Linked DNA regions of Mus musculus: region 2 is linked to region 1. Evidence: chromatin loops called from intact Hi-C (ENCODE). Cell type or tissue: left cerebral cortex. All regions are shown on one strand. Each heading gives the region's core, and the rest is flanking DNA. Links, peaks and the distances in the headings are about the cores only. Region 1 overlaps Nsmce2 (NSE2/MMS21 homolog, SMC5-SMC6 complex SUMO ligase). Region 2 holds the start of Gm36677 (a long non-coding RNA gene).

Region 1 (15,782 bases), core at 3,166-11,165:
TGCAGAGAAAACTCATAGAAGTCACTCTGCTTGTAGGGGGAAGAACTTCCTGTCTTTCACAAGCCTGCTCGATGCCGTCACTTCTGAAAAGCCTTAGTATGCCCCTAGCCTTCCATGGCACTGTTCACTCATGGGCGTCTCTACAGAAATGACATTGTGCGTGGCTCCTGTGCCAGGTGCATTACGCCCTCCTCCTTGCCACTGCTTACATGAGGGCTTCTGGTATGTGGGGTCTTTGACAGTTTTCACTTTCTGTCTCACACTCCATATGCCAGTCTTAGCTCTATAACCTCAGACAAGTTATGAGTTCCTCAGGTGGGTGGAAGTGTTTCTTCTTTTATGTGACCCTTGTTGGACATACATAAGGGATTGTTGCGTAGTGACCATTTCCCGTCTGCTGAGTTGGAGGCTCTGGGACATGAGTCTGGTAACGTCTTCATCACTAGGCTGTTCTTCAGATCTCACTTGCATCTTTCTGTTGTTCCCTGCAGAGGGCCTCCCCTTCTCCAGTAGCCTGTCTGCCTCTTCCAGTCAAGCACTGGTAGTCCTTAGATATGACGAATATGGTGACTAACTGAGAAGCCTCTTTGTAAAGACCTCAAAAGCAATCACAGGTTTAAATGTGTGTTTGCAGATAAATACATACATATGTTTGCATATAAACAAAGATTTTGTCATCTTCTTTAAGTGCTTAACTCGCATGTGCTTACTAAGACATCTCTGCAGACTGTAAATTAAAAGAATAGCCAGCCACCGAGAGTTCCAAGACCAAGAGTTCCAAGACAAAAAATCCGCAAAAATTCTTTGAAAAATTTTTGGCTAGAAAATTATTTTAATTGACTTTTTAGTACAACTTTTGATGTTAAATATAATGTCAGTGGCAGAGAATCTAAAATAATAAGCATACTTGGGATCTTTAAAAATCCATTGTCAGTGTCCACCATGTGCAGATTTTAGTTGATTATAGTGAAATGACTGGCGGGGAGAAAGAAAGGTGTTCTAGTAAGTACTCATAAGGAATTCCAGAAGCTTCTGGGAGCTAGGACCACTGGTTCTGGAGGCACTGCACCATCTTTGGGTTCTCCAGTGGCATGGAGGGCTGCTTCTGAGCAGGCCTGGCCCTCCTCTCAGGTTTGCTTCTCAGCTTTCCCTGGTTCCTTTGGAGGAGAGGAAGTGTGTGTGTGTGTGTGGGGGGGGGGGGGGGTCTGGAGAAGCCTGAGGGCAGAACCCATGGGTTGCTGAAGTGAGCGAGCCCTGTGGTTGCCATGCCAAGGCCTGGCTGGTGCTGGCTCAAGCTCCGTGTTTGCTTTGTGGGAGCATGCCGGAACTGACCTTTCACTTGCCCTTCACGCTCTGGGTGACTCAAACGCTGAGCCATTGTTTTAGGAACTGATTATGCTTTGACAGTATGGCAGAGGTATTTCCTCAGTGCTGGGCCGAGGCTGGGAGGTGGGTAGATTTTGGTATGATTTTGCTTCAATTGGGAGGACCGCTTTTCTCTTTCTTTGGGTATTGTTTTGCTTTTTCCATCTGTAATACACATGCCAGTCCCAGATGCTGAAATTCACCTGAACCTGTCCAAAAATTGCCAAGAGATCTTGTAGCTTTCACTGGCAGCTTGTAGCCTTAGTGTGGCATTTCTGTTAAAGGCTCACTCTATCCTTGCCATCATATGGAGGCCAAGAGTCAAAACAGACAAATGTGGAAATGTAAGCCATATAAAGCTCTGTGCTTGTAAATCTTCATAGTAGAGCAACTATAACAGTGTGAAGGGAGGCTTTTATTACGTAGATTCATGGAATCTGCCCTCTCTGAAAGTTTGGAGTTGCCGGTTAAATACGTATGTATTTTTCAAAGGAAATCATCAAAAAGGACATTCCGCTCTTATTACAAAGTTATTTTAGGGGTAAATATTTTGATAGATGTGGTTCGGTGCACCTGGGAGCTGAGCCGTAGCTTGAGGCGGTTAGAACAGATGGAGCTCTGAGATAGTTCAAGGCTTGGGTTTTCCCCTGTGCAAGCACATGGCTGGTGGGCCGCAGGAACCTTAACTTTCTCCATGCTGATGTTAGAAAAGTAGCTTTCTTATGGAAAGGTCTCATTACTGAAGCGTTCGGGGACCATCGTAGGTCTTCTCTGAAATAAATGTATAGTGAGGTCTGTTGTGTACACACATTTTATTAAGAGAGAGAATGCAGTCTCTGGCCAGGAGTAAGTCATGTCAGGACTGCCTACATTTGCATCAAATGCAAAGGTCTGGGATTTGGGCGCTGACTGACTGACAGGAACAGCAGAAGCTTAGCAAGACAGAAAGACTGCTGTGAGCTTCCTTCTTTTTTGAAGTTGAGTTGAATCACTAGTCAGATTGAAATCCTAGCATATAATTTTTAAAAATAGTCTAGTGTGTCATCCAACCTTGTCAGGAAATCAGTGTACACGAGCACAGCTCTGGCTGCTTCCCGTGCTCACCTGCCATTTCAGTAGAGAGCTTGCTTGGCTAGGGACATTCTACAATTCTAACACTTCTCCCTCTTTGACTAAAGTGATCTTTTGTCAGCCATGAAAGTATTTGTCCTTGTGAAAGTCACCTCGTAGGAGCCGGGTGGTTTGGTAACCTGAGTCCAGTCATGGGGCCCCGTTCATAAGTTAGTGATCTTGGAACAGGGACCATGTTTGTTGGTGTGATTTGTCTCTGTTTTGGTTTGGTTTTGTTGAGAAAGTCTCACTGTGTAGCCCAGGCTGGCCTGGAAATCAAGCCAATCCTGGCTCGGTCCCCTAAGTGATGAGTTTTACAGGTATGAGCTACCACACCCAGTCGTTTGTCACTTCTTATTTCCTATCTCAGAATAAGTTCCCCAAGGGCAGAAACCACCTTTCTGTTCTCATCGAGTAGTTGTTGATGATTTGTTGACGGACACATAGCTGAGAACTGTTTGTGTAACCCCCCCCCCCCCGCCCCCAGCTCTGAGTTAACACATGGTGATGGTGATTTTTCAGCACTTCCTTATTAGTAGCACAGGCAGGAACATGGATATTGCAAGCTCGCCAAGCGCTAACCCTTCCCACCCTTGGTAAGAGTTCCTGATAAACCTTTGGCTTCTGAGGAGAGAGAACTAAGCCCCAGTACCTCCTCAGCAACCGCCTTTCTAGATGCGGGAAGTGGATCTGGACTGTCAGAGCTGTTCTAGTGTCATGGAGGTGTCCTGTGTTTGCAGCAGCTGCTAGCCCTATTGTGCTCTTTCACTGAACGCTCTATTAGCCTTTGTGCCATCTGCTTATTTGAGACAATACAGCTGGGTTGACTGCAGCCATTCCAACAATCAGGATTTTCTTTTTAACAATGTGAACATTGCATACTGCCTCTCATTGTACACAGTATTAAGACAAAAAATACCATTTAGAAATGGTTGTGCTAAGCTCATTTTAAAATAAAAAGGTTCTATTTAAAGTTCAGCTGGTTATAGTATAAACCGGTTCTGATGACTCATTCTAGCGATACTTTTACCCCCCACCTGTGCTTTTAGTAGTTGTTTGGGGCCCAGACAGGAAAAACCCTTACATTATGTAGATTACTTATTTCAGGCACTTGATTTAGTAGCAACTTGTTGACTAATTGAGGAAACACTTTTAGTTAGAAATAATTAGAAACACTAGAACATCCAATTTGGTGAAGGGCATTGCATTATAGGTGTAGTTCATTTGTGACTGTATGTATAAATTTAATAATTTTTCAAGTGCGTGCTTGCCTCCAGCCCCTGCCTGACACAGTTATAATCTTCCTCACAGTAGCTCAGCTGCAGGCAGGAGACCATCGTCATTTCCCAGGAAGAAGCTTGCTGGTATCTCCAGAATAGGTCAGCGAATGCAGTCTCAGCTGTTCTCCCTGCCTACAATCTTTGTGACAATCATAAACAAATTAAATGGCCTTAAAGGACTCAGAACTTTTGACCAGCAACCTGCTTTCTTCCTTAAAGTCTGTGGGTATGATCTAGTTAGCGAGTTTCCCTCACGGTGCAGAGAGGGCAGCATAGCATAGCAGGATGGGTCATCCACCCTAGAGCCATGAACAGGACTTGCAGTGGAGTTGTTCACATTCAGGGATAAGTCTTCCCTTCTAAGTTGAACCTTTCTGGAAATGCCCTCATAGATACACTCAAAGGCGTGTTTCCATGGTGATTCTAAATCAAGTGAAGTTTACAGTGAAGATTAACCATCACAGTCACTAAAAATGAGTGAATACCACTCACTGCACGACCCAGCGAGACTGGCAGAGTAGTGAGGGGAGAACAGGAGTCTCCATGGACTCTGGCGCACTTCCAGGTCATCCTCTGAGGGGCTCAGCACACTCTGCACTACAGAGTCCAGGACACAGAGTACACGAGCAGTCTGCTGCCTTTGTAGGCACTGTGCTGAAGAACAGATGCCCTGCCTGCCCTGGCTACTGCTCTCAATGATAGTTTTTCTAGAGAAAATGAAAATTGGTATTTTGCTTTTTAAATATTCACTACTGATTACATTTTTCAAAGCACTGAACAAAGCCTATTTACAAATTACAGGTTATATATGATTGGTAGGTCTTATATGGTATGCTAATTGCTCCGATTTAAGAGTTGATATTTAGCTTTTCAAATTGTTGATTTTGTGTTTTAATTTTAAGAGAGGTATAACCCAAAGAAAGTCAATACTCTCTGCTGATGAAGACTTGATCGTTTCCAGAGACAGTTTCAGTACACCAGCTGTGTGACACCCAGCGCTTAGGCAGTAAGAGTACTAACCAGCTCATGTCTTCAAAGTATCTGCCACTGTGCAGAAGCAGGACGCCACAGCATCACAGACCTGTACTGCAACCTTGAGTGTAGCAGTGTGGAGCCTCTTGGGTAGCCCTGGCTTCTTGCAAGTAATTTTGCCTGAGTCATGGATGGAAACGGCGAGATTTGGATGAGCGCAGCTGTGCTTGTCGGAGGTCAGTCTAGCAGAGCTGTTGAAAGAGCAAGCAGAAAGCCTGTGCCGGCGTAAACCTTGGCATGCTTTGTGACAGCAGTGGTATCACCACCATATTCCTTGGCCTCTCTGTGGTCTTGCTTTCTGCTTCTCTGAGTAACAGTCATACAGGTTAAGTAGTCCTTATCCAAAGGCCTCAGACACACAGTGTTGGAGGAGTCTTCAGATATCACCATTTTTGCATGTATATAATATGATAAATTAGGGACAGGACCCAAGTTTCAACTTAAAATGTATTAACATTGTTTTCAATAATTAGCCTATACATGTGGGTTAAAGATAATTTTATGCAATATTCTAATAATTTGTGTATGAAACAGTTTCGTGGTATGTGATATTCCACCCTTGGTAATAATATCTGCATCCTAGCGTTTCAGTGATTACATCAAATATTCAGGACCTCACGCGTGGCAAATGCATTGCAGTTATTAACTACTGCCCCTGCTACTGTTTGTAATTACAAAAGGCCTGAGGCCAACCACGGCTGTGCCTGTTAGTAATTGTGCCCTCTAGATTCTGCTTGGTGATCTCTGTAAAGATCAATATGGGCAAGAAAACCCAAAGGTAAAATGTAATTACATGTGAATGCACATAAAGGTTTCACAAATGCAAAGTATTGTTTGGTGTGAAACCTTGTTTCAAAAGTGAAGACATGGGGTAGAACCTTTCCATGTTTGCCCAGCACTGCTCAGACCCCATGAGAAGTCATTCGTGTGTGTTCAGGAATTTCAGCTGTCTCTGTCGCTTCTGACATTCGAGACATGTTATGCAATTTGCTTTCAGTGTCTTTAGACCTCCTGAAAGAAACATTATAGGGCATGAAAGAATTTGCATAGTGTCTGCACAGTCCCCCATCAGTGTTGGTGGGATTTCAGTCTCTGGAAAGGGCCTTGTTGAATTATTCCATTCCATGATAATATTAGAACAATAGCCAAGACTGTGATATATAGTCCCAGGAGCAGTTGATTTTTATTTGGGGGTGGGTGGGGGATACAACCAAATGAAAATAGATTGGTCAAAACACTGAAAACCCCATTTCCCTAACATCCTTATTTTTATAGCTAATGTGCCAATTGACTCATAGATAACACCTGTGTCGTTTATTTTTAAAAACCTTACTGAAATCTACATCTTAGTGAAACTCTAGGAAAAAAATCACAACAGCTGTCCAGGCATCTGTTTGAATGATGCAGTGTGAAAAGAGTTCTAAATATAATTAGAACGTAAGACAAATAAACTTGCAGAGCAGTACTCAAGTATCAATTGAACTAGATCAGAAAGAACATGCCATTCAAATAACCTAAATCTAGAGTATTTATGGTTTGCTCTGGAAAGCAACAGATGTTTGCCTTGAGTGGTCTTTATTAGCAGACTCAAAACACAACTAGTCCATTGCCACTTTCTGGGTGCAGAGAGCTAGTATACCAGGATGGGGGGCGGGGGTAGGAATGAATGGTGTCAGGCTGACAGTGTAGCTCACTTGGTAGAGTGCTCCCATACATGTGTAATGTCCCCAGCACGGCATAGAACAGACATGGTAGTGCACCACCTATACTCCCAGGACTTGGGAGGTGGAAGCAGAAGACTCAAGGTTCTCCTCTGCTGCAGAAGGACTCTGAGGCCAACCTGGGCTGCAGGAGACCTTGTCTCCACAAAACTGAAGTGTTAATGACCCGGCACAGCGGGCTTTTGCAGGACGTCTTCATCACACCAGTATTCCCAGGATGCCCTGTTTCGATTTGACATTCCAGGCACCCCAGTTAGCACCTCTCACCATCTATCTTAGTCTGTTTTGTGTTTCTGTAGCAGAACTCTGTGACTGGGTAATTGATAAAGCAATTTATTTCTCACCATTGTGGCTACTGGGGAACCTAGTGTCACGGTGCTAGAAACTGGCAAGGGACATTACATCGTGCCATCTAAAGGTGGGATTCAGAAGAGCTTTGCTGTTGTGTTGCGGCTGCTACTGTTGGCTGGTTGGATTGTTTTTGTTTGTTTGTTTGGTTGGTTTTTGTTGTTCTTGGTTTTTTGTTTTTGTTTTTTTGGGGTGGTGCTACTGGATATCAAATCCATGTTCTTAATGAATGTCAGGCAAGCTTTCTACCACTACACTATACCCTCAGCCTGCTGAACTCACAGTCTACTCTCAAGAGTGCCGATCCACTCATGGGGAAAGGGCCCTCCTGGTTTAGAAAATTGTTGAACGTCCCATCTGTTGACACTGTTACCGTTACATTGCATTGTGTTTCTAACACATGAGCTTTGGGGACTGAGGCAACATCTGTCCTTCCTTCCTGTCCTTCTCAGTAGCTCCTAAGTGTCCATACTTGGCTGAGACTGGTTTCATATTCTGAGAATTCAAAGAAGAGGGTAGACAGTGTCTCCTTTCTTTTAAAGGCTAAGTAACATGATGCACATTTTATTTCAGGTACTATTCGGCCTTTAAAGCTTTTAGCATTGTCTGGCATACAGTGGGTATCAATTAATGACCCCAGTGTATGACAACATACACGTTTCAATAACTGTAGTTTATGGAGCGCTTGTAATATTCTAGAAAATCTTTGTACATATATGCATGCAAATTTGTGTTTAATCATTGTTATCCTATGAGTATAGGTTATTGTCCCAGCTAGTCCCAATTCATAGATGAGCTGCCTGAAGTTGGATGGTGATCTGGAGTTGTCCAAGGTTACACGTATGCCAGGTGTGTCTTAAGTACAACTTTAGTCCTTTACCATTGGAATGTTCCTCAGAGTCTCTTCCCACAGTCCCCATTTCCCATTGTCCAACAACTTCCTCCAAGGACAGTGCTTGCTTGCAGCATGTGTTTCCTGCTGTTCAGTGCCTGGGAAAACTAATTTCACTGACTCCACTGTGAATATGCAACTTTGTAGCTTTTTCTCAGGGCTACAAAACTTTGAGAAAACAAGAGGAAGTTACCAGTCACGCTGAAAGTTGTCATGCTAATAGGTTAATGATCATACTAATGATTAGTAATAGTAGGAGGGAAGTGAGGGAGGAGGTAGGGTATGAGTCTATAATATCTGCCCAGTTTGTTTCAGGGTGTTCAGATTCTTTCACATCTCTGAACGGCCCACGCCTCACTAAGTCTCCCTCCATTTGGTAGGTGAAGCAACTGAGACCTAGAGCAGTTGGCAGAAGACATTGCTCAAAGCCAAGAATCTATTTCCAGCAAAGCTGAGATTCAGATGCAGTCTAGTTCCTTTTTATCCTAAGAAAAACCTGCCTGTCTGGTGGTTATCTATCCCAGAACCTCAGGGGTCGAGTGACCTTCCTCTAATCCCACCACACATGCCCTTCATCTGTAGGATTTTACCAGTCATGTCAGAAACCTTGGAATTAATACCATACAGAGTTTGCATCTCTGGTTTTGCTGTGAATCCCATGGCACACACTGCCATGTACCTGTTGCCTCTGACTTCCACAGAGAGTGAGAGGTCTTGGCACGTATGTCTTTGTACAGCTCTCCCAGCAAGAGGCCGTCGTTCAGTAGATGCCCTAACTAGGAAAGCCTGCTTCCCCAGGACCTTTCCTCACAGTCCCTCTCACTGAGTCATCAGCTCGCTTCCTTCACTCTCAGCCTACACGTTCACTCAAGTCTCTCCTTCCAAAAGGAAGGGCAACAGAGGCTTTCTGTATGTGGCTGAGGCTGCTTCTCTTCCTCCTGCTCAAAGGAGAGGCCTCACTCTTGAGTAAACACAGTATCCTGAGTGCCTCCACCATGTAGTGAAATCTCTCTGAGAATGTGCTCCATGGCTGCAGTCCGCCCAAGTTTCCGTTCTGTCTTAACTAAGCCTCCATCTCTTAAATATTTCCAGTCACTGTTTGTGAGTTTGTTGGTGTGTTGCCCAGACTGACGTCTAACTCCTGGGCTCAATATATATTTCTTCTTCACCCTTCTGAGTTTTCAAGAGCAAAGGTATGCCCACTGCAGTGGTTCATCTAATGACTTAGTGTTCTCACTCCCCCTTTGTAATCTCTGCTTGGGTTCCTTCTTAACGCCTACAGCTGCCCTGCAGGTACAGTTGGTCAGGATTGTCTTCCTGACATTTACCCTTCTGTACTGTCTCTGACTGGTCATTTCTGGAGTTGCTATGGCTGCAGCCGCCATCCCACCCACATGCTGTCAAATGAGGTCTCTCCTCTGATCTTAACCTTACTGCTCCTTTCTGTCTCCTTTGGGATATCTTAGGAGCATTCCAGTGTCACTGTGGCCCCCTTCCGTCCTGCAGTCCCTCCATCAGTTAGGTCATCATCCACTCCACAGAGCACCACCATCAATATGAGTCCAGCCTTTGTCCTCCACTGCCTGGAAGCACTGCTCAGTTCTGTGGCTCCTTAGGTTTGTCTCAGATGTCCTCTCACACAGTGAGAGCTCTTTCTCTGGCAGTTATCCTTTGTGTCTGCAATACTTCCCTGTTTTCTGTTGTTAGAGTGAGTTCTTTGTCCATCAGAACTTCAGGCATTACCACTGGTGTTTCTTTACGATAAATACTCTTCTCTTAATTCAATCTTCATACTTCCTCTGTCTACAGAAGTACCTAAAGCTTACCATGTCCCCATTAAATATTTGTTGAACAGGATGAGACTTTCTAAAATAATCAAGAGTGTGTGAAATGTATTGGAAATTAGGCAGGGGGTGCGGTCCTTGGGAAGTCTGCAAGTTCTTATTCAGTCTACCTTTTTTTGTACAGTAGGATATTGACAGGTATCAGTTCCATCTTGGATCTCTTCTCTACCTTCATTCTCACTCTTGTCTGTTCCTGCTTACTCTCTTACACTCAGCTCTCTGTCCCACCAGAAGGAGGATTTAGATGCCCCTGGCATGGCACCTATCAGTCATGTACTCCATTGTTCATCGTGCCTAGCCTAGCTCTACCTTCTAGCTTTTAATGAATAACGAGGGGGTATACATCGAAATCGCCAGATGTTTGTGGGTGTACTACTGTTGAACTCTCTGTAGAGCAGATGTCTTCCCACCCACCTCACCCCTGAATATACACTTTAAGTCTCTTGAGTTCAACCTGAGAGCCATTCTTGTATTTGAGTTGCGTTCAAATTCTACCTGCTTCAGTTAACCAGAACAGCTGCCCAGTCACTGTCCCAGTCAAAGCATAGATTATCAAAGCTTCTTGTTTATGAGTCACATATGCCATTGATGTTTAGAAGACGAGGTAACTTCTACCCTGAATGCAAACTAGTCACAAAAGCTGGTATACACATGTGATAGTATTTTGTGTCTGTGTGTGAAGTTTAAAGGGTGTTGGGTTTTGATGTTCTTCCTTTGAATGAAATGAGGCTGTATTATAAAAAGTCACTAAGTTTTAGGCAAGTACCTTAGAAGTGTAATCAGAAGCCCTGAATATGAAAACTGACATAAGCAGTGTTTTCATGACATCGAGAAAAGTTGCACTGTCTGCTAATAGACCGATGTTATAAAAATATGGAAATAGGGACTGGAGAGATGGCTCAGCGGTTAGGAGCACTGACTGCTCTTCCAGAGGTCCTGAGTTCAATTCTGAGCAACCACGCGGAGATCCGACGCACTCTTTTAGTGTGTGTCTGAAGACAGCTGCAGTGCACTCATAAAAATTAAAAAATTAAAAAATCTTTTTAAAAATGTGGAAAGGGGATTTAATATTCAAAACAATTAGACCAATCTCCAAGTTATTATTAAAGTAAAAAGATACTAACACAGGGTAGCTATAGCAAAATAATGGAATTACAAATTTAAACATTGGGGAAAATGGTGTTTGTCATGAGAGAAAGGCCTAAAGCAAGCGTTAGAAATGGATGTCATCACTCTTCCTAGAATACCTACATTTTCCTCATGAATTGCCTCTTTATTCCTCTCTAAACTAGCCTCTCTGGCCATCTGGCAAAAGATGGCTTCCTTTTACCACTGAAGGTTTTGTGTCCTCTTTCAGTTCAGCTAAAGAATCCATCCTGAATTAGAGTCTCAGTTCCAATTTCAGCCTCTCAGAAGAGAAGTTGGTTCATGTGGCATAAGTCAGGAATCCACTGCGGTCCCAGCAACTGTAGCCAAGGAGACAGGGCCATGTGATGGAAATATGATACCATAGCATCCACCCAGATTCACCGGAGATGGGTGGTTATGTGCTGGACTGACCGACCACCCTTTCACCACCAGACTCCGAGGAAGTATAACATGAAAAGTACTCTGTAGTAACATTCGTCGGGAAAATGGTTTATAGCCTGATGGCCAGGGTCTGCCACCTAGTGACTCACCTTGATGCCAGGTTCTAGCTCAGGGGCTCACTCTTCATTCTGGAGAACAGAGAGAACACAGAGAAGTGCCCGACTACAGACGCTCTCGGTGCTACTATTCAATTAGCAGAAGAAAATATTTGCTGCCTTCCTGGTAATACATATAGGCAATAAATGTCTGAATAAATCCAAAGCAGAATTGTAGTTTACAAAGGAAGTTAAGATGGGGAGGGAAGGAGAGACGGACATGAGAACAAAACCTTTCTACAGGCATTAAAACCAAGGGGATGGCAGTGGTAATCATACGATTCTGTTTACATTTTATCTATTCATAATTTCAGCATACACATAAACTCTGTGGTATGCATTTAAACATTTACTGGTTCATTGAAAATATTAGCTACTAAAAGGTTTTTATAAAAATAGATAAAATACATGCCACTAATATTGGTTGGCAACTTTAGTATTGACTGAAATTTTTAGTTTTTACTTTCCAATTTTAAATTGATATGCTCCCAGCCCAGAGTTTGATATAATTATAAATAAATTCTGGTAGTAACAAGCAGTTAAGTGTATGGTTGGAGTTACTAATTCAGTCAACTCTATAAGGAGATTTGGACTAAAATTTTATAAGTAACACAGACTGAAAGACATTTTCTCTATGGGACAATTAGGCAGTTGCTAAAGCTATGCTAGAATGTGTTTTGCCAGTCTGATGGATTGTCTACAGTCCACCTGGTGATGGTAAAGGACCAGGCTGAAAGAATGTAGGATATGTGAGGTTTGGGAGCTGTGCCAATATAGTGGTTGCCAATACCAGCTGAGAAATCTACTCTGCAAGCAAACCAGATCTAATAGTAGTTAACAGCCTTTTACCTAGCTTTATTAATTAGAGCAACTCCTGTTAGTGGTTATTTGAAGCGTCTGTATAAACAGCTCCTGAGCTCAGGGCTTATTACTATAGGTTTAGTGTAGTTCAGTGTAGATGAGGACATGTCAGTTCCATGAGGTTATCTGGAGTCCTGGGCACCTTCCATGTATGACTCCATCATCCTGAATCCCCTCCATCCAAGCTGGTGCAAGGGACAAGAGTGAGCTTGGACCAGGTCTGTACCAGAAAGCATCCATTACATCATCACGATGTATTTCAGGGGTGAGTCACACAGGTGTGGTAACACTGGTCTCTAAGGAGCTTGGAGAAATAAATAGTCAGGACCCTGGAGGAAAACATTCGTATTTTCAGTGTTTGCCATACTATTAGGATGGAGATTTGAGAGGCTATGGAAGCATTAGGAAAGGAAAATATTGTTTAAAAAAAAATAGGCCAAGGGTCCTTTTTGTCTTCAAAAGAATTTTATTGAAAATAATTCAAATTGTTTCAAAGTTATTTGGCAAAAAAAAAAAAAAATGATAGTTGAAATTCAGTGGGTCACCTTACCTCTCTAGTACTACAGGTAGTGGTAATAGCTTCCACAGGTCACCTGTGACTCCCTGGTTCTGTCCACTGAGAAATCCAGACGAGGGTGAGAGTTTATAGAGGCTGAAAAGTGCTCAGCCCGGGTCAGAAGACTGATAGGCATTCCGTCTCTGCACAGCCCCGCTGCGCTGAGTCTTCTGCAGGTGGGTCACAGCAGAGCTAGTTTACAAGATTGACAGGTGAACACTTGTTGAATATCCCCATAGTATGGCACTGTGGGGTGCATGCAAGGGTGCATACGTTTGGGGGGGGGTGGGGGTCGGTGGGGGGGGGGGTATGTGTTTCTGTTTCTGTAACGAGAACCTGAGACAGTCATTATAGGAGGAAAGTATGTATCTCTGCGCTGTGGAGGTCCCAGTCCCTGGTGACTGTTGAGCCCTGTTGCTTAGGGACTGTTGCAAGGCAGCACGTATGGTAAGAGTGTGTGGCAGAGCAAACTCCAGCCTGCGGCTAGGGAGTGAGAGAGACAGAAAAGACCCAAGTCCTGCAGTCAGTCCTCTGTGGGTGTGTCCTCAGTGACCCAAAGGCTTCCCATAGAAGGCCATTCTACTTCTACACTAGCTTATAGCACAGAGCACTTAGCTGCCTCCTATGTGCCATGCAAAGTTTGTTTGCGCTCATATCAACCCCTGTGTATTGCTCTTATTTTACAAATAAAGAGCCATCAAACAACTTGCCAGAGTTTGAACAGCGATTTAATGGCACAGTTAGACTCTGTCCCATGGAGCTTTTGTCTGCCTGGGACAGAATCCAACTATGAACTTAAATCTGTGACCTCCTAAGCATCAAGCTACAATGCAGGAATTAAGACACCAGAGAGACAAACATCACAAGGGTTGGGGGGTAAGGGTTCTAACCTTAAATAATAGGAAAATAGAGTGCTATTTCACCTTAAATTCTCTGGGATCTAGTCCATTAATCCACATCAGAAAACCCCCAGCCAGGAAGTTTATATGGAGAGATTCAGACTGGGAAGTTTAAGAGCAGGAACCCTATTGCAAACAAAACTGCTTGGGTTTTCAAGGCCTCGAGTTGGGTCTGAGTAGCTCCTCCCCACCCCCATATAGCACAGCGTGACTGTCAAGTCAGTCAGTTTTACAGTTTAGTTGAGTTTGAGCTGGACATTTAACAGTTCACTAAAAGATGCCTGGGCATCTGCCCTGTGCAAAGCGTCACACAAATGCTTTTAAATGCCATAGTGAGGAAAGTGCACTCATCCAGCTCACAGAGGTGAGTGATAGAAACAGGGTCTTCATGTCTTCAACATGACAGGCCACCATGATAAGGAGCCCATCCCTTAGGTCTGCAGCTAGTGAGCCGGACAGGAGACAATGATGCTGGGACCCTACATCACATAGTCATCTTTTCTCTTATCTGACGTCCTGTGAGTCTTTCGCTTTAGCTTTGATAGAACCACATACAACTCACCTGTTCAGAGTGAATTTTACAAGTCTTCAAAGCTGTGCGACCATCTTGACAACAATCACAAGAAACCCTCTGTTAGTATTCACTTCCCGTTTTCTTCCAGGCCCCCCAGCGCTAGCCGCTGCAAGTGGACTTTGTATCTCTGTAGACGTGCCATTTGGATATCGCATACAAATGTGTTGGTGTGGTCTGGTGTGTCTGGCTTCCCTGACTAGGCATGATGCTTTCCAGTGTCATCCATGTGGAAGCATGTGTCCACACATTCCTCTTCATGCCTTTAACCCATTGTATGGACACGCCACATTGTTGACTCACGAGCTGGCGGTCATTCTGCTTGTTTTTCTCTTTTGCCTGTGATGAATAACGCTGCTTGAACATTTGTGTACCAGTGGATGTGCGTTTTCATTTTCACTTCTTGTGGTGTTTATCTCAGAGCACAACTACTGGGTCATATGGTAACTCTATGTTTATCCTTTTTAGGAACTCCCAGGCTGTTTCCCACAGCGAGGGCGCCATTTTACATTTCCACCAGCAGTGTCTGAGGGTTCCAATTGCTTCCCGTCCTTGCCAGCACTTGTCACTGCCTGTCTTCTTACTGTAGCCATTGTAGTGGGTGTGAAGTGGTGTCTCGTTGTTTTACCTTGCATTTCTCTGATGGATTAATATTGTGGTGTTTATATTACTAACCTAGGCAGAAGTTTAAATCTCATACTTTCATATAGAAACCACTGCATATTACTTGGATTAACCAGTAATTCTGAAGCAAAACCATAGTTCTGTACCAGATAAATGTCGTTCATGAAATTATACTTGAAAAAAAAACTACAAAGTAAAATGACTTGGGATGAAGATAACACACTCACCTGGGACATTAGTTTTGCAGTATGAATTCATCTGCAGTGTTCTTTATCTGCACTACTAAAATGCTGTTGTGTGACATTTACTGGATAATCCAGACAGCACTTGACTAAATCCACAGTATGGTGTCACTGGGTAAACACTTGAAAATGGAAATGTGTATCCCTTCTGGTTTTATCAGTTGAGATTAAAGGTGGTTTATAGCACAGGAAACCTTTTCTCCACCACCCTGTATCTCAGTGTGGGCCAATAATCTGTCACCTGAAACCACTTAAAATAGGTTGGGCTTTCTTGACTGTCCTGTTGCTGTGATGACATCAGGATCTGACTGCAGAGGGGAGAAAAGAACACTTCTCTGACTTGTTTGCCTCCATGTCCTTTGTCCCCAGTTAAAAGCACTGCCCTTCTTTAGCCCTTACTTCTGTCTGGTTCTCAGATGTTTTCTACACCGTCTGTCTCTGTGGAGCTCCTAGTCTGCTCACAGTTGTTTCTGTCAAGGAAAGCTCCGTGTGAGCTTGGAAGTGTGAGATTCACCAGCCCTAGATATGTACAAAGTGAGGAGGGGCTGGTGGAGGAAAAAAGTATCTCAAACCAAACTCCAAAGATGCTTTCCCTAGAAAGAGTCTCAGGACAGCTTTGAAAGCTCCCCAGGACAAATAACTTCACAGGAGACCAGTGGTCCTCACTGGCACAGAGAGAGCCTCACCAGTGCTAAGCTTCCTGTGTGCTGTGCATTCCTGACTGCATTCGGCACTGTTTGCTGAGGGCCTGC
Region 2 (15,782 bases), core at 4,290-12,289, 91 kb after region 1:
TTGTATCCTTTTCTTAAATCTATTTTTTTTCTTTTTCTTTTTCTTTTTTCTCTTTTGGATTTTCCAGACAGGGTTTCTCTGTATAGTCCTGGCTGTTAGAACTCACTTTGTAGACCAGGCTGACCTCGAACTCAGAAATCCACCTGCCTCTGCCTCCCGATTGCTAGGATTAAAGGTGTGCACCACCACGCCTGGCTTATTTTATTTTTAATTAAAATATGATTATGTCATTTCCCTCTCTTTCATCCCTCCAATCCCTCCCATGCCTCCTCAAGTTAATGGCTTCTTTAAAAAAAATATTATTGCATAGATAATAGATAGATAGATAGATAGATAGATAGATAGATGGATTGATTGATAGTCTAACTGAAAAAGCTCAAAAGACTGCAGTGACACACTCCTTTAATCCTACCTAGCACTTGGGAGCCAGAGGAAGGTAGATCTTTAAGAGTTCCAGACCAGTCAAGTCTATAGAGTGAGACCTTTTCTTCGAAGGCAAGGGAGCCAGAATGCGGAGCCGCTGTCCTGTGGTTAGGGGTACTTACTGCTTACAAAGGACCTGGATTTGGCTCCCAGCAACCACAAGGGAGCTCACAACCTGTAATTCCAGATCCAAAGGATCTGACACCCTCTTCTGACCTCTGAGGACACTAGGAACATACACAGTGCCCTTACATATGCAAACAAAGCACACCCATAAAATAAAATAATAATTTTTTGCTGATTTGAGACAGGATCTAGCAGGATCTAACTAGTCTGGAACTCACAGAGATCCATATGCCTCCCTAGTGCTGGAATTAAAAGTAAGTATGTGTAACCACGCCCAGCCACTAAATCTATTTTTTTGAAGATCCTTAGATAAATATGAAATATTGGATATCCCATCTTCTTTTAACTTCTATTTTTGTCTTTTGTTTGTTTGTTTGTTTGTTTTGCTTTAAAAAAATTCCGTATGCATTGAAGGAATCCCTCCCAATTTGATTGATGGATCTCTCTTGGCCAGGTAAGATTTCACTGTATGGCGTGGGCTTGATGGCTCTCTTGAGAGCATCTTTTCCCATCTATCTCCCAGGGCCCAGCCTCGAGTGAGGTCTTGGTGAAGACAACCTTGGTGTCATGCGTGTTGGACGTGTGGAAGCGCAAAGGTGTTATGGTTTGAATGGGAAATGTCTCCTGCGCAGGCCCGAGTTGGAGCACTTGGTTCCCACTCAGTGACAGCGCTTTGGGAGGCTGGCTGGGGGAAGTTTGTATTTTCTGGTTCCCTCCTGTGTTTCCTACTTCCCAATCCAGCCTGGGCGGTAGGAGTCACTGGCACGTGGGCCTGCTTCCTTCCCAGTGTTGTGCTTTCCCGGCCATGGGGGGCAGATACTTCCTGATAAAACTCTCAGCCAGAACAATGCTTTCTTCCCTCGCATCCTTTCTGTCAGAGACGAGAGAAGAAGCTAGTGCTCGGGTTTCATGGAGACCTCCAGTCACCCACCCGCTCAGAGCGAGGCTCAGTTAATATTTGTGTGTGTGTGTGTTGAAGTCTCCAAGACTTTGCTTCCTGACCACCAGTTGTTCAAGAGTCCCCATGAGACTTCTGTCGCCTGTGCCTTATTTGCTTAATTGTTTTGAAAGAGGTTAATTCACTTTTGAAAAGCCTCCTCCTAACTGATAAGACACGTGAAATCACCACAGTTGGTTACTAGGAATACTGGAAGGAACCCCAGGCTTCACGAATGCTAGGTAAGCAATCTACCAAGTTCTAGCTCCAGACAGGCATTTTAAAATGAGACACTTAACATCCTCCTGGCTGTTTGCTGGAGGGTTCTTGCAGGGCTGGGGGCCCAAAACTTCCCTACTCACCAGGGCTCTCCCACAACCCTCCCTCTACGCCCTACCCAGCACTGAAACTAAGAAGTCCCTTGACAGTGCCCCGATTCCAGCAGGAAGTAAGTTTTGGCTAGCCATCAAGCCGTGCTAGACCCCCACCCCCACCCCCACTGCGGCCGGCCAACAGCTCTGACTTCCACAAAGAGTGGTTTGTGCTGACCAATGCATCTGAGTTTCACATGAGAAGTCTGAGCCGGACAAATGCCATGTTGGGGATCCTAGTGTTGCTCGCCCTGGGTCACATCATCAGAGCTCAGTCGAGAGTTCCAGTCAACCTCCTGAACAGTAAACATGAGCTCAACAGCATGTCCCTATCTGTCCCTATCTGCCTGTGTTGAAGCAGGTGACATCCCCTGCCAGCCTTGGGCACTTCACAAGGAGAAGACAGCTTGAGTCCCAGGAGTCCTTGCAGCTACAGATCTATTTCCCCCACCGATCTGTTTGTCTTTGAAGTAGCGTGTGACTTGTAGCGAGCACATGTCAAGGGAGGCTGTATAATGCCAGCCAAGGAAAACAAGCTAAGGGGCGCTGACAGCTGGCTGGCAGCTTATGATTCACCTGAGGACAAACTGAAACCAGGCTCATTTGGAGGGGCTGCCACGGAGGAGGGTGCATGCAAGCCATGGGTGGGCTGTTCCCTGTGGCGCTTGGGGTTGCAACACCACGCTGTAGCTCACTTCAGCTCTATGGAGATGGACACTGCGAAGCAAGGTTTGGGGAAGCAAATTGTTCTTGGAACAGCTGGACATTCAGGGGACGAGTGCCAAGTTCAGTTTCTGACTAGTGGTGACCTAAGCTGGCTTCCATAAGCTTCTCCTCACCCAAGAGCCCTTTAGCTGTGCTTGGAAGAGTGGTCCTCTACTCTGCTTGCCTCTTGGAACTGTATCCAGCCAGGTGGAGTCAAACACCGTACACAGAGAAAGGGCAGAACCTAGGGAGCACAGCTATAATGTCCAGTGGGAGCACTACCCTGCATTTAGAAAGCAGGTGCCCTGAACCTGAGTTTCTGAGGATGTATGAAGACTATTGCAAAGTATCAACTTGCTTCAAAACAGTCAGGATGATGTCATGTGCCTTTAAAATGTCAGATAAGCCGGGCGGTGGTGGTGCACACCTTTAATCCCAGCACTTGGGAGGTAGAGGCAGGCAGATTTCTGAGTTCGAGGCCAGCCTGGTCTACAGAGTGAGTGCCAGGTCAGCCAGGGCTACACGGAGAAACCCTGTCTCAAAAAAAACAAAAAAAAAAAAAAGTCGGATAAATACTGGAGAGCTTGGTACAGTACTTACCTTAGGTTCCTTCAGGAACTTGAGGGTAGGCAGGGAAGAATCAGGACTGGACTGGAGTGGCTTTCTAGCAAGTGGTGCTCCCCCCCCCCTTTTTTTAATTTATTCACTTTACATTCCAGTATTAGCCCCCCCTTTCTCCTCTGAGAAGGGGGGCAGGGCTGGCACATCAAGTCACTGCAGGACTAGCTGCATCCTCTCCCATTGAGCTAGGCAAATGGGATCCACAAGCAGGCAACAGATTCAGGGACAGCCACCACTTCAGGTGTTGAGGGACCCACAGGAAGACCAAGCTACACTTCTACTACATATGTGCAGGGGGCCAAGGTATAGCCCATACTTGCTCTTTGGTAGCTCAGTCTCTGGGAGTCCCCAAGGGTCCAGCTTAGTTGACTCTGTGGGTCTCCTGTGGAGTCCCTGTCCTCTTCATGTCCCTCAGTCCTTTTCCCCAACTCTTCCACAAGACTCCTCAGCTTCCATCTAATTCTTGGCTGTGGATCCCTGTATCTGTTTCTTTTGGCTGCTGGGTGGAGCCTCTCAGAGAACAGTTATGCTAGGGTCCTGTCTACAAGCATAGCAGAGTATCATTAATAGTGTCAGGGATTGGTGCTTGCCCATAGGGTGGGCCTCAAATTTGGTGAGTCATTCCTCGGACATTCCCTCTGCCTCTGCTCTCTTTGTCCCTGCACATCTTCTAGACAGGACACATTTTGGGTGGAAGGTTTTGTGGGTGGGTTGCTGTCCTTATTTCTCCTCTGGGAGTCCTGCTTTGGAAAGTGGAGGCTCTAGCATCCATATCCCCCACTGTCCCCCCTCCCCCCCGCCCCCTTCAATTCCTGTTCTCTCCTCTGCTCTCCCTACACCTGATCCCCTCCTCCTCGTTCCCCTCTCTGCTCCCCTCCCCACCCCCTCTCCCACCCAGTTCCCTCCCTCTGTCCACCTCCATATCTATTTTATTTCCCCTTCTGAGAAGGATTCAAGCATCCTCCTTTGGTCCCTCCTTGTTATTTGGCTTCTTTGGGTCCATGGATTGGTAGCATGGTTATCCTGTTCTTTACAGCTAATAAGTGGTAAAGCAGGTCTTTAGCTCTTAGAAGAAGTTGTGGGTACCTCATCTCTTTCTGGCTTCCATGTCCCAAGATGTGATGTCTCCCTCCTGCTTTATCCACATTGAGGTGACACAGCCAGGGAGAGAGCAGGACCCATTCTGACAATTCTTTTAGTGTCAAGAACTTTGAACTAAATACACTTCTTTGCCTTATAAAATTAGCTTGTCTGAGGTATTTTGCTGTAGTAAAGTAAACAGACAGGTTAATTGTATATAAAAAATATTTTAATAGATTTTATAAATGTATACATGAAATAATAAATGTGCTTTTCCACAAAATGTGATCGTTTTCAGGTTTATTATGAAAGGTCAAATTGTGTTTCCAGGTCAATGGGACTCTTCAAGATACAGTACTCAGGAAATATTTTATGGCTTGACTCGGCAATGAAAAAGAACTGATTTGGAGAAATGGGATCAGCCAACATAAGCCCAGAAGCTGCACCCCAGAAAAAGGGATTAGAAGGACAAAGATCAGATAAATGAGCACACGGGTCTTCTTGGGGGTCCCAGCAGAGGGACCCAAAGACAGCACTGAATACTCAATTTCTGTCTTGAGTCTCCAGGGTCTGTAGAAATGTTAGACGCATCTGGTGGCCCGTTTAGGAAAGAGCGGTGAGGTGAAAACTCTCCGTTTTCAAGAAGATAGGAAAAGAAAAAGAAGGGAAAGAAGAGATGAGATGAGAAAATGGCCGAAGCATAAGAAAAAGGATCCAGGTGCAGGTAAGCCACTGAAAATCTGGAAGGAGGCTGTGCTGAGAGTTAATAAAATTTCCAAATCTGAAAAGGGCCAGCGCGGGGCGGATCCGGGGGTGGGGGTGGGGGAGGGGCTGGACAGACTCGGCTATGACATCTTAGTTACCTTTGTCGTGGAGCGTGGGGAGGGGGGCTGGACGGACTCGGCTGTGACTTCTGTCTAAGTTACCTTTGTCACCGCTGTGACTAAGCACCTGACCGAAGAACTTAAGGAAGGAAGGAAGGAAGGAAGGAAGGAAGGAAGGAAGGAAGGAAGGAAGGAAGGAAGGGTGGGTTTATTTTGGCTCGGGGCTCTGGCAGGGAAGGCGTGGCTACAGGCGCGAGTGCATGTGTGTGTGTATGTGTGTGTGTCTGTGTGTGTGTCTGTGTGTGTGTGTGTGCGTGTGGCAGTTGGTGAAGCTGCACCTACAGTCAGGAAACCGAGAGGAGAAACAAGGGCTCGCTCAGTTGCTGCTCACCTTCTGAGTCACTCCAGAGCCCCAGTCATGGAACGATGCCAGCCACATCCCAGGTGGGTCTTCCCCAGCCGCGCGTTAGCTGAATCTGAAAAACCCGTCACATGTGCCTGGAAGTCTGCTTCTATGGTGAATCTAAGAGCCACCGACGACGGAGCAAGATGCTACAGCACAGCTCCCCTTTCTTGCCAAGGAGGACAACAAAAAGCCACCGTGAGCTCAGCTCTATGACAGATGGGAGAAGAGGGACAGTGGTACGTGTAGCAGGAGGGGTAATCCCGGACTTTTCCCCCTGCAGGAAGGAGACGGTAGCACCAAGGCAGGCACAATCTTCAGAAGATAGGTTTGATGGACACCTGCTAACAGTTTCTTATCATCTTTGCACAACTATCCATCCCAACTGCCAGAGGACAAAACAGGGCCTGGACTGGAATTCTTGAATAAGGGGGGATGGGGAAAGAAATAAAAAGCAAAAGAAAGGACATGACTGTGCCTAGGTATGGAGAAAGAGAAAGTTTATTGTAGATATGAGAAAGAACATAGCCAGAGACAGAAACATCTGGGAGAATCCAGAGTGCTCATGATCCTGAGCCCTGTAGAGAAATGGGGAGGGAAGGGAGAGAGGGGAGCAGCTGGAGGTCAGAGGTAACAAGGGGCAGGGAACTAAAATGTCTAGATTATATAGCCAAGAGCCTGGGGGTGGGGGAGCCCAGCCCCTGGGCTGGAGAGTTGAGGGTGGGGTATGCCAGCCATACCCTGTACAGGGTAAGGACTGAGGGATGCTGGGAGAACTTGGAGGCTAGGCACTCTTCGATATGTTAAATAAGCACTTCTGCCACTTGTCCCAGGTTGAAACTTAACAGTTCTGGAGTAGCATCTCCCAGCATTGTATGACCAGCCATAGGGTAGGAGTGAGTCTCTCCTTGTGAACTAAAAGTGGAAGGGTCTTTCGAATGCCTTGGGGTAGCCATGGAGTCAGACGGTACAAGGCCATGTACCAGCCTCTGTCTAGTGTGCTCTTATAGAGCAAAATAAGAACTTAAAACAAGGGAGTGGGCTCCCGGGGAGAAAGTACATGTTCTCTGCCAGGCCCCATTAGCAGCCCCTTATCCCGAGACTCAGTGTTCAGTGGGATCAGGCGGGGCTAGCCTTGGAACCACCCACACAGGCCAGGGAAAGTGTCCCTCCTGGCCCCAGTTTCCAAGATGATGATGAGGACGAAGACGACAACGACAGAACAGGTGACCAACCACACTTGTGAGCAGAAGCTTCCAGTGAACGTGTCAGCACTGCCGCTTTGGCAGCTTTGGCCTCTCAACTTGAATGCGTAGGGATTTGAATCCACTCTTGAAGCAGAGACTTTCCCCTCAGACTGAGATAAATACAGACAAACCACACAGGAGGCCCTGACTTGGGGAGAGAGTTGGAAGATTCAGCAAGCTGCTTCTTGAGGGGGCGGGGAGGTGGGAGGGGTCACCCAACCTGAGAACACACAACTTCCTCTTCAGAGTCAAAACACTAAGAAAGAGCTGAGAAGCGGGCCAATAAAGAGCCAAGAGAAAAAAAATGGAGGAAGAGAGAATTTCCACGGAAATTACTGAGTGGAAAACCCTTTCCTTGATCTCATGGGCCCATGCCAGCCTCGGGCCAACTTCGAAGTTAAAAGAAGGTGAATAATGGGTTTGAGAACTGTGTAAAGAGTGTAGCTGATCAGAGGAAGACATACGGAGCTGCAAATGAAAGAGGTGAAGTAGGATCTGGATTTGGTGGAAAGCTCATGGGGAGTTATGTTCTGTAGTAAGGTTTGAGTGCTCGGTTAAAGACTGTAAAATGTTACCAATAAAATGCAAAATGGGCAAAGACTTGAAAAGATTGAGGAAGCTCCAGCCATTCAGACTTTGGGAGGTGAAACCATCACCTGCTGCTGCTGCTGCTGCCGCTGCTGCCTCTGCCACCACCACTTTCTTAGCCAGGGCATCACCACCGCCCCAGATTGAGCCAGGCTGGGGCTGCTCTTGGGTTTCTGTCAGCTAATAACATACCGTTTTTGTTATTCAGTTTAGATGCCGGTGTTCTTGCTGAGGGCCAGCTCCCAGCTGTGCCCTTCCCCGACCTTCCCTTTCTATCTGTCTGTCCTCTGTAGCCTCTCATCCCAGCTCTCATCATTCCACCAAACAAAGTCTCAGAAACGAAAGCCCTGGCTGGATTCCAGTTCCCTCTCCTGAGCTCTTCCGTACTCTTTATACATACATCCATACATACATACATACATACAGATACACACAGAGATACACATACAGACACACATACATAGACACATACAAACACAGAGATACAGACACACAGACACATGCATATACATACATACACACACAGAGAGACACAGACACACACAACGATACACATACACACAGAAGAAACATATACATACATACATAGATACATACAGACACAAAACACACACAGGCACACACACACAGAGAGACACAGAGACACAGACACACACAAAGATACACATGCACACAGAGACATATACATACATAGATACATACAGACACAAAGACACACACAGGCACAGACACATACATACATACATAGACACAGACACACATGCAAACATAGACACATACAGACACAGGGACACACACAGATACAGATACACACACACAGAGACACAGACATACACACACCATCACCACCTCATCTTCCTCCTCCTCCTCTTCTTCCTCCTCCTCTTTCTCCTCCTCTTGGTTGCCCCCTGCCCCCCAGTACTAGTGTACAGGGGTGCCACCATGTTTGACTTTTCCTTAATGTAGTGTGCTGGAGACTAGGAGTCAGGTCCCCACGGTTACCTCACAAGAACTTTACTGAGTCATCTCCTCCATCTTCCATTTTTTATTTTATTTTATTTTATTTTTGGCTTTCAGAGACAGTGTCTCACTATGTAGCTTTTCCTGGCCTGAGACTTCTCCACAGACCAGACTTGCCTCAAATTTGGAGCAGTTGTCCTGCCTCGGTCTTAGCCTCCCACCACACCTGGTCTCCAGCCGTGATGACAGGGCTGATGAGGAACCAACGAGGGTCCTCGCGGAAGCCTAGGGAAACATCAGAAATTGAAGTATAGCACATCACTGTGGAATGATAGGAAACTGAGCCGGTGGGGTAGGACCAGCTATCCTACATCAGAGACCAGGGTCCTGCCTCTACTGGACACAGACCTAAGTGCCCGGCATGGAAAGAGCTCTGTCCTGAGGCTCACAGTCTAGCAGGGATGGTAGACAGGGACACCTCTGCGTGCGGTCGGTCTTGTGAAGGGCCTAGGACAAGTCTCAGGATTACTATTTAGTATGGTGATACCTTCTTCATCGGTTTGTCCCAGGAAGCCAGTAAGGAACCTGTCCAGGAGCTAATTCTGCCTTTCCTAAGGAACCATCACTGGCTGGAGCCCAAGAGCAGAGTACAGGCTATGCTGTGCCCTGAGAAGAGATGAGTACATGCGCCCAGCCCATGGAGTACGTTGCAGGGCGCCTGCTGGCTGCCTATACATAGCACTAGGACCTGAGCAGGGCTTCTCCCCCCCCACCCCCAACAGGGAGGAACGTTGCCTAAGGCTCTTGGTAGAGCCTCCCACTTTACTGGAGAAGCTTGGTAAGGGAGTGGCAAAGGGTCCAACTCCTCTGCTGAGTTCTCTGTCGCAGTCACATTAACCCAGTCTACTTCCTTCACCCCACGGATGTTGTTCCCAAGAGCTCCTCACGCCTCCTACATGAGCATCCCCATCTCGGGAACTGTTTCCAGGGAAACGAACACAAGGCAAACCAGTCTTTCATAACTGCTATGTCTGCTCTACGTCAATACCACTAGGGTCCCGTGGGAAGAGTGAGCTAGCCTGGAAACCCCTATGCTTGTCATCTTGCACCTGGGTGGAGGGGGGATGCATTAGAAACTAGCCAAAGAGGACAGGAAGCATAGGGGCCATTGCCAGTCTGTGGGGAGGAGGGGACCCCAGGATTTCCAGATTTGAAACATATCCTTTTTTGCATTTCCAGACACTGGGAGCAGCTCACACCATCCGGAAACTCTTCCCTATTTCAAAGCTGGAATTCCTCCTTCCTTAATGCGTCCCCCACTTCCTTTCCCCTTTTCCTCATGTGGCTGTGTTCTTGCCAGCAAAGAAAGTTGAAAAGGAACAAAGGCATATGGTTTTCCTATTAAGACTGACGCCCACGTGTGAGGGGAGCCAGAGGGAAGTGTTCAAATAAGGGCAACGGAAATACATTTATGTGACACTCATTTTATAGGCTGTTTTTTTTTTTTTTAAAAAGCTTGTCCAAAACAATGAGATTCTCCTTTGTCCCACTTATTACATGTTTGGGATATTTAGGATGTCCTGGAGACCCCTCTACAGAGAGGTAGGAGAATACAGAAGACCCCGGGTCTAGCTTATAACAAGTGGTACAGACTTATTTCTGAGCTGCATATGGTGGTACATGCCTAGAGCCTCGGCTACTCGGCAGGGGTGAGGGAGTGGCGGTCACTTGAGCCTGGCCAGAGCCACATTGGGAGAAACCGTCCCTTCCTCCCTCCTCCCTCCAAAGTCTTATTTCTGCCAGACATTAGCTGTGGACCTACCATGGTATACACTCAAAAGTTCCAACACTCAAGAGGCTGAGACAGAGGGATTGTGAGTTTGAGACCAGCCTGGGCTACATAGAGAGAGAAACCCTGCCTCAAAAAAGGGTCTGAGAGAAAGCCAAGGGCTGAGAGAAGGCCATCTCAGCCTCACTGGTTAAAGAGCTTACTACACAAACCCAAAGATAAGAACTGGAGTTCAGATTCTCAGAACTCACATAAATGCTGGGTGACAACGGTGGTGGCTCGTCACAGCCTTTATAATCCTCAGCTTCTCCTATTGGACAATCGGGTTGCGATAGCCTTGCCACGTTCTACACAGGGGCCTTGCCTGGTGCAAAGGAGGTCCTGACAATGGAAGAGAAAGGGAAGGGAGAAAGAGAGGTAAGAGAAGAGGAGGGAGGTGGGTGATTACTCACACCAGAGCTAGACCTCGGTTGGCACAGTGCTCACCTAGCAGGGGCTTCCTTGTTCCCACCATACTTCGTGCCCTGACCTAGCTGGCATGCCCCACCTTCCGTCTCAGCAGGGGACAGCTGGCCTTGCTGTTGTCACCAGTACATATAACTTTTTTTTTTCTGTGAGTTCCGTAAGTTCCGAGGACAGTTTGGCAGGCTTTGGGGACAAGCACCTTTGCCTCCTGAGCCATCTCCACAGCTCCTGCTTATGCCTGAAAACGTCTACTGTGCACATAAACCTCATTTTCCTTACCCATCCCGCTGTTCATACAGTACTGCAATAAACATTGATTTGCAAGTGTCTCCGCGATTGGCTGATAGCGAACCTCCTGGGTAAATACCAAGAAGTGAGATGGCTGATCATATGGAATATCTATTTTTGTGTATTGAGAAATGACATGCTGACTTCCACAGTCAGCTTAGTTTCCAGTCCCGCTAGCAATGACTAAGGGCTCTCTTTTGCCCACATCACCACCAGCATCGTTTGTTGTTTGTTTTCTTTATGACTGTCTTTCGGAGCCAGGCCAGGTAAGGTAGTCCCCATGTAGATTCCATATGCGTTTCTCTGAACGCTTTTGAAGTTGACTTTCCCATGTGCTTATTGGCTATTTACGCTTCCGGTTTTGAGGTCTGTCAGTCCACTTCATCTGCCCATTTTGAACTTGTTCGTTTGCTTTTTTGTTTGTTTTAGTTCTTTGCACGCTGTAGATATTAATTCTCTGTCAGATGTATAGCTGGTACAGATATTTTTTCCCCATTCTATAGGCTGTCTTCTTGATCAGTTGTCTCTATTCCCAGACTCATTTCTAAACACCCTAAGATGTGCATTGGCTCCTGGTGGGGGGGGGGGGCAGGGAGATGGGAGGTATTGGTTGAAGCTGACTCAAAGACACAGTTCCTGAACCTGCTGCACATGTGGTACCCACGCCTCCCCTGTGCACTCCTGTACAAATACCCTTTCCTGTTCTTCCCAGGACTCCACGGAACAGCGCGTAGAGAATGCTAAAAGACTCACTTTGGCCCCAGTGGGACTCTTGGTCCCCGGAGAGCAGAGCTCCCCAGCTGTAAGTGTGTGCACTCCAGGTGGAGTGATGTGCAAGGCTGGGCCAGCTGCTGACCTCACATTCGCCTAACTGGTTGTGTTAGGGGGTGTGCCACCTTCATGGGAGCCTGGTTGGGTTTCCTGTGGGTTCCCACGGGGATAGGCCTTTCTGGGAGGGGTCTGGTGCCACCTTTCTTTCCCTGACCTGGTGACAACTCCACTCACCCCTCTGGATGCCTCAGTCATCAGTCTGTCTGGCTTGTTCAGGGGAAGTCAGAGCTCATAATGATTCCACTAATCCTCATGTGGTGACACACTGTGGGTTGTTTTCTTAGCACGGGGGGCAGGGCCTGGGAGATCTTTGCTGACTGCAGCATGGCCTGTGTGGTCTGAGAGTGGGGAAAGGGGCTGCTCCTTCCTGGGAACAGGGAGACATTGGCAGTGAAGACCCAGGTCACGGGTCCCGAAGGGTTCCTGCACAATTCCTATAAGTTTTGAGACTTCCCAAAGCTGAACTCTCTCCGCCCAACCTTTGCTTGGGTAGACTGCACTATAGTCAATTCCAGCTTCTGGGGGCCTGCTATTGGGTCAGCATAACCTGAGGCAAACCAAACACAAACATCAGAGTCCTCCTTCCTGTGCACGTCTGAGGCCAGAGCACCTCTTTAAAGGATGGCCAGGAGCTTCCCATCTTCCGCAACGATTCTCACTAACCAACCCTCTGAGCTCAGGGATCCTCAGCGTGTGCCAAATCGCTGGAAACCAGGTCACAGAGAAACCAGTTGGCAGAGAAAGACTGGAAGCCCTTCCCCACCTGGCCGGGCACTCTCCCAGAAGGTGCAGAAGAGGTGGGGCTTCATGACTTTAAGGCTGTAAGGCTAATTACTATGCCTTCTAAACAGACAGTGAAAGGGGACAGGATACAACGTACCACCTACCCCTGTGATTTGATTCTGAATATCTGTCGGAGAGGTACATCTCTTTGATGTGTCCACTGTGCTGGCCTCTCACAAATGTCAGATAGGAAGCCTGATAAGGAGCTGAGCCCTGCATTACTCAGAACCCAGTCCTCAGTGTTAGGATTTGCATGGAGCCAGGAAACTAGCTTGGCATGCTCTCTCAGAAGCCCTGGACATCTTGAAGCTTCCGTTGCTGCTTCTGGGTAAACTTCATACTGTAGAGAAAGAAAACACCCAGCCCATCTCCTTCAGAAAGGCTGGGAAGTGGGAAAAGCCACTCTCAGACTCTAGCAGGCAGCTGATGCAGGAGGGGTTCAGGTGCTGTTAACACTATGGGGAACAGCCAGGCGGTGGTGGTGCACGCCTTTAATCCCAGCACTTGGGAGGCAGAGGCAGGTGGATTTCTGAGTTCAAGGCCAGCCTGGTCTACAAAGTGAGTTCCAGGACAGCCAGGGCTATACAGAGAAACCCTGTCTCGAAAAACTAAAAAACAAACAAACAAACAAACAAACAAACAAAACTATGTGGACCACTAATTGCCACAAGGTCCCTGGGAGCAGACACTGGCTCACCACTTACTCCAGGTAGAGCCCTGGATATCTTTGCAAGATAATCAAAGTGCAGTTAAGTGAGGAAACAAGCAACCCATTCCATGATTGGCTGCTCTGGCCTCTCAAAAAAGCTCCTGGAAAAGTGGCTAAGCAGTTGCTCAAGATCTCCATGTCTGCTCAGCCACAAAGAGCTGCCCTGACCTCTCCAGTAGGGGAGGAAGCATGGTGTCTCCCATGAGGGGATTCGTTTTCTTATTTCCTTGAAAAGGCAGAAGAAAATAAATGCAGCAGACACGATGGCCGTGCAGTGACGAAGCCAGGCTGGGTTACACGCCTTGTTACAACAGTGTCATAAAATAATTTATTCTATTTCATTTGGCTTTTGGAGATGGGGTTTCTGTGTTGCCCTGGCTATCCTCACTTTTGTAGACCCAGCTGGCCTCAAATTCAGAGCTCCACCTGCCTTTGCTGCCTGGGATTAATGGTGTGTGTCACCATGCCTGGCTCGTAAAATAATTTTTAATATTTTATGTTATGAAGGGAAAGGCCTGTGTCAGTCTATTTGCCCTGTTAGATCAGAATACACCACACAGGGTAATTCATAAAGAACAGAAATTTGTTCTTTTGGCCTTCTGGAAGCTGAGAGGTCGAAGGTCAAGGTGCTAGCGGGTGTGGTGTCTCACGGGAGACTTTTCTGCTTCCAAGATGGTACCTTGTGGCTACATCCTTTGGGCACTGCTTTCTGGCCCAGTAAACAGTGCAGTGGCAGATGGGCCTAAGCTGATTCTCTCCAGCCCTTCTGTACTCGTTCCAGGCTAGAGAGCCGACTCCTGACAACTTAATCCCCGCTCCTAATGCTTCCGAACTGAGTCCAAGGTCCCTGTTACTTTAGGGTAGACATGTACATTCAAATCATAAAGAGTACCTAGCAAAGAGCTGGACCCAGAGGACAGGGACTATGTCCTCCTTGTTTGTGGCCACTGGGGTTGGCATAAGGAGAATATAGCAGTGGCTGTAGTTCTTCGTAGCACCGCTCATTAAAGAGACAGTTTGCCCAGATCTTGAGTCTAAATGGTTCTTTGACCTGTCTCGGACAGCTGGGATGCCAGAAGTGATACCCCCCAAGCCTGGCTCGCAATACTCTGCAGCTTCTCTTCTCCACGGAGCTCTGAGACCTCCAGTTGGGCGTTGGCCTTGGAGTCATTGCTGTCACCCTAGCAACCACCAGCCAGTCGACTGAAGCAGAAACAGGTAACTGAGCAGTGGGGCTGAGGAGGACAAGGTAAATTCGAAGCAGGACTGCCCAAGTGAGCCCAGCAGGACTGTTACATAAATGCCTGCTTGCTGTTTAATAAGCCACCATATTTTGGGAGGGTTTTCTATACCACAAAAGCTGCTGTCTACCCCAAGGAAGGACCAGCCCAATCCTGTCCAGCAGAAATGCAACACGTCCCACCAAGGCACACAGTTTCAAATTGCCTGGTACCACATTTTTTTGTAAAATAAAGAAGGAGGAGAAATTAACTTCAATGATTCATTTTATTCAACCCAATATATATTCCAAAGTATTAACATTTCAACATGTAATCAATATAAAAATAGTTGGTTTTTTTAATAGATATTTTACATCCTTTTATTCGTATTAAGGCTTTGAAATGCATCATAAAAGCTTACACTTACAACAAATTGGACTAACTACATTTCACATGCTCCTGGGGGACCTCTTATTAAAGGACACACACCCAGGCTTCTGAATGCTTGCATTTCACTCATTAGCAACATTTCCCTTCAAATGTGGGGGCTAGTATTGCTAAGTCTATATTTTGTTTTATCGAGAAAGGACATTGATAATCAGGTTTTTCCATCCTTGTTTACAAAATACCAGAGACAATGAACTCAGAGAGATAAAAGGTTTATCTTGGCCCCTTGCCTCAGGGGGAACCTAGCCCAACCCTTCTACCTTATTGTTCTAGACCTGTGCTAAGGCTGCCCATCAGGGCAGGAGCTGAGGACAATGTCCCGAGCACCTGTCGCGAGGCCCTACCTCTGCATAGTTCTACTGTGTTCCAGTGCGGTACACTGAGGATTAAAGGGGCCTTTAGCGAATATTTAAAATCTAAACTAATCATATGGGGAGGAGGGTGCTGGGGAGGAACTATTTCCATGAAAGGAAGGACAGTTTAGCAGCCACCACACCACCACCACCCCCAAACAAACAAGAACAAAAAATTACAATCCTTCGGATTGAAGGCATTTCATTCTAAGGAAAACCCTCTTGTTATTTTTCTCATTTGCTGGGGGGAAATCCTTCTATTCCTGCAGGTGCTGTCCAACAGCTCTTAGAACCCTCTGGAAGAAGCACCAAAGGTATTTGTGACAGCCAGCTTTAAAGTCACCTCACCTGGGCAATGGAGTGCCCAGATTATTTGGCCAAACATTATTTCGGGAGTTTCTACAATGGGGAGTTTGAAAGTTTAACGTGCAAACCACAGACTAAACAAGGTAAACCAGGCTTGCTTCTGTGGGTGAGCCCCATCCAATCAGGGATGGCCTGTGTAGAGCACTTTCCCTCAGATCAAAGGGAACTTATTCCTTGGGGCTAAGATTTTAGGGGTTTTTCTCTTGCAGGCAGATTCTCTCTGGGCCTGAGGCAAATGGCCTCCAT

Evidence for each region. Hi-C counts contacts between places; a loop is a spot of excess contacts. Peaks named below come from ENCODE experiments on the same cell type or tissue, not always from the same donor. Only the 100,000 strongest peaks of a DNase experiment are listed, where the experiment ranks them.
Region 2: it touches region 1 in a loop (8-fold over the local background); 5 of 42 quality-filtered maps call a loop at or near these places.

The regions. Positions count from the first base shown.
Region 1 is chr15:59,522,895-59,538,676 of GRCm38, forward strand. The region is part of intron 4 of Nsmce2 (NSE2/MMS21 homolog, SMC5-SMC6 complex SUMO ligase); the gene reads left to right. Among named protein-coding and RNA genes, the nearest start is that of Gm36677, 87 kb to the right of the region's middle. In left cerebral cortex, for the core only: no CTCF peak of the experiment used is centred there; DNase peaks (open chromatin) are centred at 3,226, 3,498, 4,013, 4,884 and 4 more places; H3K27ac peaks cover 3,009 bases.
Region 2 is chr15:59,613,108-59,628,889 of GRCm38, forward strand. It overlaps Gm36677 (a long non-coding RNA gene), which reads left to right and starts at 5,085. Exons shown (of 3, transcript XR_875371.3): 1 at 5,085-7,144; 2 at 8,855-8,987; 3 at 9,525-10,868. In left cerebral cortex, for the core only: a CTCF peak has its summit at 5,786; DNase peaks (open chromatin) are centred at 5,600, 8,451, 9,237, 9,613 and 1 more place; H3K4me3 peaks cover 808 bases; H3K27ac peaks cover 1,584 bases.